Linked DNA regions of Homo sapiens: region 2 is linked to region 1. A link is a contact called in ENCODE Hi-C or POLR2A ChIA-PET data. All regions are on one chromosome and are shown on one strand. The core of a region is the stretch at or near the end of the contact, and the rest is flanking DNA. Distances in the headings are between cores, read along the strand shown. Region 1 holds the start of COQ5 (coenzyme Q5, methyltransferase). Region 2 overlaps MORN3 (MORN repeat containing 3).

What was found. Hi-C counts contacts between places; a loop is a spot of excess contacts on that map. ChIA-PET counts read pairs that join two places held with the same protein, here RNA polymerase II (POLR2A). Pooled maps may share reads with other maps.
Region 2: a pooled map shows a loop between it and region 1 (4-fold over the local background). The contact joins the enhancer-like site here to the promoter of COQ5 in region 1. A Hi-C loop is called at or near these places in 1 of 50 pooled maps. POLR2A ChIA-PET finds 5 or more read pairs at or near these places in 2 of 52 experiments (OCI-LY7 and Panc1).

What each region holds. Positions count from the first base shown.
Region 1 is chr12:120,527,660-120,530,423 of GRCh38, reverse strand. It overlaps COQ5 (coenzyme Q5, methyltransferase), which reads left to right and starts at 1,266. Exons shown (of 7, transcript NM_032314.4): 1 at 1,266-1,484. The coding sequence starts at 1,283. RefSeq lists enhancers at 930-1,389, 736-1,505, 1,506-2,276.
Region 2 is chr12:121,657,561-121,660,260 of GRCh38, reverse strand. MORN3 (MORN repeat containing 3) reads left to right here. Exons shown (of 6, transcript NM_173855.5): 2 at 913-1,070. Among named protein-coding and RNA genes, the nearest start is that of MORN3, 11 kb to the left of the region's middle. Within about 2 kb of position 1,325, at least 18 of the 41 ENCODE cell types and tissues checked have a DNase peak (open chromatin) inside an H3K27ac peak, as active enhancers do.

The DNA.
Region 1 (2,764 bases), core at 17-2,516:
TTTAGTAGAGACGGGGTTTCACCATGTTAGCCATGCTGGTCTCGAACTCCTGACCTCATGCAATCCGCCCACCTCGGGCTCCCAAAGTGTTGGGATTACAGGCGTGAGCCACCGCACCCAGCCACTTAATTTCTTTTAACAAAGACATGAGAATTATGAATACATGGATGAATCATTTCGCCCTTGTATCCTTCCTTTTTTTTTTCTCATCACTATACCAACGAGGACCTTCTATCATTCTTAAAATAAAAGAGAAAGAAACAGAAATCCCAGCGCAGTACTTCCCAAACGAAAGCGGTTAGGTGTCCATCTGTCAGGCTATATTAAACCAGGAAGAGAATTTTCATTTCAAAACAGTTTCTTCTATTGGCGCTTTCTCCTCGTGAAATATTTACAGGAAACATACATTTAAAATGGAATGAAAGCAGAAACATACAGTAATCCAAGCAAAACTCAACAACGTCCGTTCTTTATTTTGCACAAGACGGTCTGCATTACCCTTGCCATTAAAAAAAGACTGAAAATCTGGGGCTGAAGTAAAACACCCATGACATGCCACCTGGAGCTAGGAATGTAGCTTTGTGTCAGCAGGAGACCAAGTGTGAGTGGTGGTTCTGGCTTGCTAAGTGGATACCAGAGCTTTCGTTCCCATTTATGAGCTTCCTAGGTTCATAAAACGGACAGAACAAAGAAGTCTGTCCTATGTTTATTTTTCAGAGTAGTGTAACATATGTTTCTCAAGAATGGTCTGCATCTTTAGCATCAGAATCGCCAGAGAAATTTGTTTAAATAGAGATTAAAGGGATATAGGTCAGATCAAAATCTCTGGTAGTTGGGGACCCAGGAATCTTCATTTTAAAACGTAAACCAAGTGATTCTTACGCTCAACAAAGTGTGCAGGAATTGGCCCGTGATCTTGGCTTTTTAACCACACCATGCCTCAATTTCCCCCTTCTGCACAAGACAACAAGAGTTCCTGGATATCTTGCGAGTTAGTACTTTTCTGCCTAGCCGGATTCAGAGACATGGCCGCTAAGAGGTGACCCGGGGCTCCCCTGAGATCCCCTGATTCCTGGTGAATTGTAAATTCAATTTGAGAAGAGAGAGAGGAAGGGATTTCCGATACTTAGAGACCACCCTTTGGATCCTAGAGATAATGCCGGCACAACTGTGTATCAGATTTCAGGGCGCGTTCGGCTAATAATGTTGCCGGCCAGCCGCCGTCGTTCGTGGAGTGACGCAACAAGGCGTACTCTCTGGCCGTTGTCACTCGACTACCAAGATGGCGGCCCCCGGGAGCTGTGCTCTATGGAGCTATTGCGGCCGTGGGTGGTCGCGGGCGATGCGGGGCTGCCAGCTCCTCGGGCTTCGTAGCTCTTGGCCCGGGGACCTACTAAGTGCTCGGCTCTTGTCCCAAGAGAAGCGGGCAGCGGAAACGCACTTTGGGTTTGAGACTGTGTCGGAAGAGGAGAAGGGGGGCAAAGGTGAAAGGGGCGAGAGGGCGGATGGGAGGGATCTGACCGTCCATGGTCTGGTTTCTTCTGGCCAGTTAGGGTTGATTTAACATCCAATTAGTTCCAGTGTTGTTGTCTGTGCAGTTATGATTTTTTTTTTTTTTGGAGACAGAATTTCGCTCTTGTTGCCCACACTGGAGTGCAATGGTCCGATCTTGGCTCACTGCAACCTCCGCCTCCCGGGTTCAAGCGATTCTCCTGCCTCAGCTTCCCGAGTAGCTGGGATTACAGGCGCCCGCCAGCACGCCCGGCTAACTTTTTTGTATTCTTACTAGAGATGGGGTTTCACCAGGCTGGTCTCGAACTCCTGACCTCAGGTGATTCGCCTGCCTCGGCCTCCCAAAGTGCTGGGATTACAGGCGTGAGCCACCGCGCCCAGCCAGACGCCCCCTTTTTAAAAGCAGAATACTGATGACTAAATCCCATCAACTGAGCGTTTGTGATGTGCCAGGCAACGTACAGACATTATTTTCAATTCTCATTTTCAACATTCCAGTAGTGGGTATTGTTATTACCATATTACACGTGAGGAAATTGAGACTTAAAGGTTAAGCAAGAAGTTGCCCAGTTGAACATATCAGTAAGTGGCGGAACCAGTATTCAAACCCAGTTTAATCTGAGTCTGAAGCCCCCGTTCTTTACCTCTAGAGAAAAATAGGGGTTTTTTTGGTTGTTTTTATTTATTTATTTATTTATTTATTTATTTTGAGACGGAGTTTCGCTCTTGTTGCCCAGGCTGGAGTGCAATGGCGCAATATGGGCTCACTGCAACCTCAGCCTCCTAGGTTCAAGCGATCCTCCTGCCTCAGCCTCCTGAGTAGCTGGGATTACAGGCATCTGCCACTGTGCCCTGCTAATTTTTGTATTTTCAGTAGAGACGGGGTTTCTTTTTTTTTTTTTTTTTTTTTTTTTTTTTTTTTTGAGACTGAGTCTCTCTCTGTCACCCCCAGGCTGGAAGGCAGTGGCGCGATCTCGGCTCACTGCAAGCTCCGCCTCCTGGCTTCACGCCATTCTCCTGCCTCAGCCTCCCGAGTAGCTGGGACTACAGGGGCCCGCCACCATGCCCGGCTAATTTTTTGTATTTTTTTTTTAGTACAGACAGGGTTTCACCATGTTAGCCAGGATGGTCTGGATCTCCTGACCTCGTGATCCACCTGCCTCGGCCTCCCAAAGTGCTGGGATTACAGGCATGAGCCACCACACCGGCCAATGTATAATCAACATTTTACAATGTATAATCAATGTATAAT
Region 2 (2,700 bases), core at 76-2,575, 1.1 Mb before region 1:
TTTTGAGATGGAGTTTCGCTCGTCTCCCAGGCTGGAGTGCAATGACGTCATCTCGGCTCACTGCAACGACGTCATCTCGGCTCACTGCAACCCACGCCTCCCAGGTTCAAGAGATTCTCATGCCTCAGCTTCCTGAGTAGCTGGGATTACAGGCGCCTGCCACCACGCCTGGCTAATTTTTGTATTTTTAGTAGACACAGGGTTTCGCCATTTTGGTCAGGCTGGTCTCGAACTCCTGACCTCAGGTGATCCACCCGCCTCAGCCTCCCAAAGTGCTGGGATTACAGGCTCGAGCCACTGCACCCAGCCTCCAGGCACAGTTTTTCAGTGCAGGGAACAAAACAGACCAAAGTCTGTGCCCTCCTGCAGCTCACATTCTCCTGGAAAAGACAGGCATGCGACACTAATCAACAAATAAGAGAATTACCTCTGGCCGGACGCAGTGGCTCACGCCTGTAATCCCAGCACTTTGGGAGACCGAGGTGGGCATATCACTTGAGGTCAGGAGTTTCAGACCTGCCTGGCCAACATGGAACCCCATCTTTACTAAAACACAAAATTAGCTAAGTGTGTTGGCGCACACCTGTAGTCCTAGCTACTCTGGAGGCTGAGGCAGGAGTATCTCCTGAACCCGGGAGGCAGAGGTTGCAGTGAGCTGAGATCGCGCCACTGCACTCCAGCCTGGGCGACAGAGTGAGACACTGCCTCAAAAAAAAAAAAGAAAGAAAGAAAGAAAGAAAGAAATGGAACTTTCCTGGCCTTCTCCTGGGTACTTGGTGTCTAGGATGATGCGCAGAGCCTGTCCCAGCTCTCTAGATTCGTCTAGTTGGGGGCCCCTGAGGCTCAGGCAGGCACACCACCCCCACCCCCCGGCGGCCATGTCTGCAGCATTGCCCATCTGTGTGTCACCAGGGAAAGGAACACAGGTCTGGAAGAAGAAAGGAGCCATCTATGAGGGGGACTGGAAGTTTGGGAAGCGAGACGGCTACGGCACCCTCAGCCTTCCTGACCAACAGACAGGAAAGTGCAGGAGAGTCTACTCAGGCTGGTGGAAAGGTGATAAGAAATCGGTGAGCAGGCCTGCCAGCCGGGGTGTGTGTGTGTGTGTGTGTGTGTGTGTGTGCGCGCGTGTGTGTTTAGGGGAAGCCGAGAGAGGCCTGGGAGAAAAGAGAGGGGAGGTCTACAGGGAGGAGGACAGGGTTGTGCTGCTCGTGGGAGAAGGAAGGGGTGGGGGAATTGCAAAGTTTCTCAGAACAAAACCCAGGAAACAGGAAGCAACAGAAGGCCAGGGAGGAGCCCACGAAACCCTGCGGTTGCGAGGAGCCAGCCAGGCTTGTGGGGACGAAGTCGCCTCCACCCTTTTCCCCCTCGTTTCCTGGCTTTCTTTTCCCCAGGTATCACTTTCTGAGAATCCCCTTTCTGCTGGGCCTGAATAAAAGGGAGGTAGGAAAAGTGGGAGCAAGAGAGCAGGGGACAGGAGAGGAGGGTCCCGGGGGGCCGAAGCCAGCCAGAGGCGCGTGCTCAGCCCGGAAACACCCAAGCTGGGCACAGGTTCCCTCCATCTACTCCCACAAGTGTGGAGGAATCCTCACCATCAGTCCCAGAGACACTAATAATAAACAGTATTGCAACTGAGCAACTGCTACTGTGAGCCTGAAACACATATTTAAAACTTTTTTTTTTTTTTTTTTTTTTGAGAGGGAGTCTCATCCTGCCGCCCAGGCTGGAGTGCAGTGGCGCCATCTTGGCTCACTGCGAGCTCCGCCTCCCGGGTTCACGCCATTCTCCTGCCTCAGCTTCCCAGGTTGCTGGGACTACAGGCGCCCGCCACCACGCCCGGCTAATTTTTTGTATTTTCAGTAAAGACGGGGTTTCACCGTGTTAGCCAGGATGGTCTCCATCCCCTGACCTCGTGATCCGCCCGCCTCGGCCTTCCAAAGTGCTGGGATTACAGGCGTGAGCCACCGCGCCCGGCCTGAAACACATTTAATATTCAGTTAACTCTCACAGCAACAGCTCATCATCATCATCATCTTCATGCCCATTTTATTGATAAGCAAACAAGCTCGAAGAGATGAGGTGTCTTGTAACTGCCCAAGGGGTTCACCTTGCCGGTGCCTGGCCTTGAGTTGTATTATTACTCAAATCAGTCTCCCCGAACATTCCAGCAGCAGAGTTTTTAAGGATAACTTGGTGGGTGGGGGAAAGACAGTGAACCAGGAGTGCTGATTGGTCAGAGATAAAATCATAGGGAGTCAAAGCTGTCTTCTTGCTCCCCAGACAGAGCCGATTCATCAAGACGGGAATTGCAATAGAGAAAGAGTAATTAACACAGAACTGGCTGTGTGGGAGACCTGAGTTTTATTATTATTATTATTAATTTATTTATTTTTTGAGATGGAGTTTCGCTCTTGTCGCCACGCTGGAGTGCAATGGTGTGATCTCGGCTCACCGCAACCTCCGCCTCCTGGGTTCAAGCGATTCTCCTGCCTCAGTCTCCCGAGTAGCTGGGATTACAGGCATGTGGTACCACACACTGCTAATTTTGTATTTTTAGTAGAGACAGAGTTTCTCCATATTGGCCAGGCTGGTCTCGAACTCCCGACCTCAGGTGATCCGCCAGCCTGGGCCTCCCAAAGTGCTAAGATTACGGGCATGAGCCACCGCGCCTGGCCCTGGGTTGTATTATTACTCAAATCA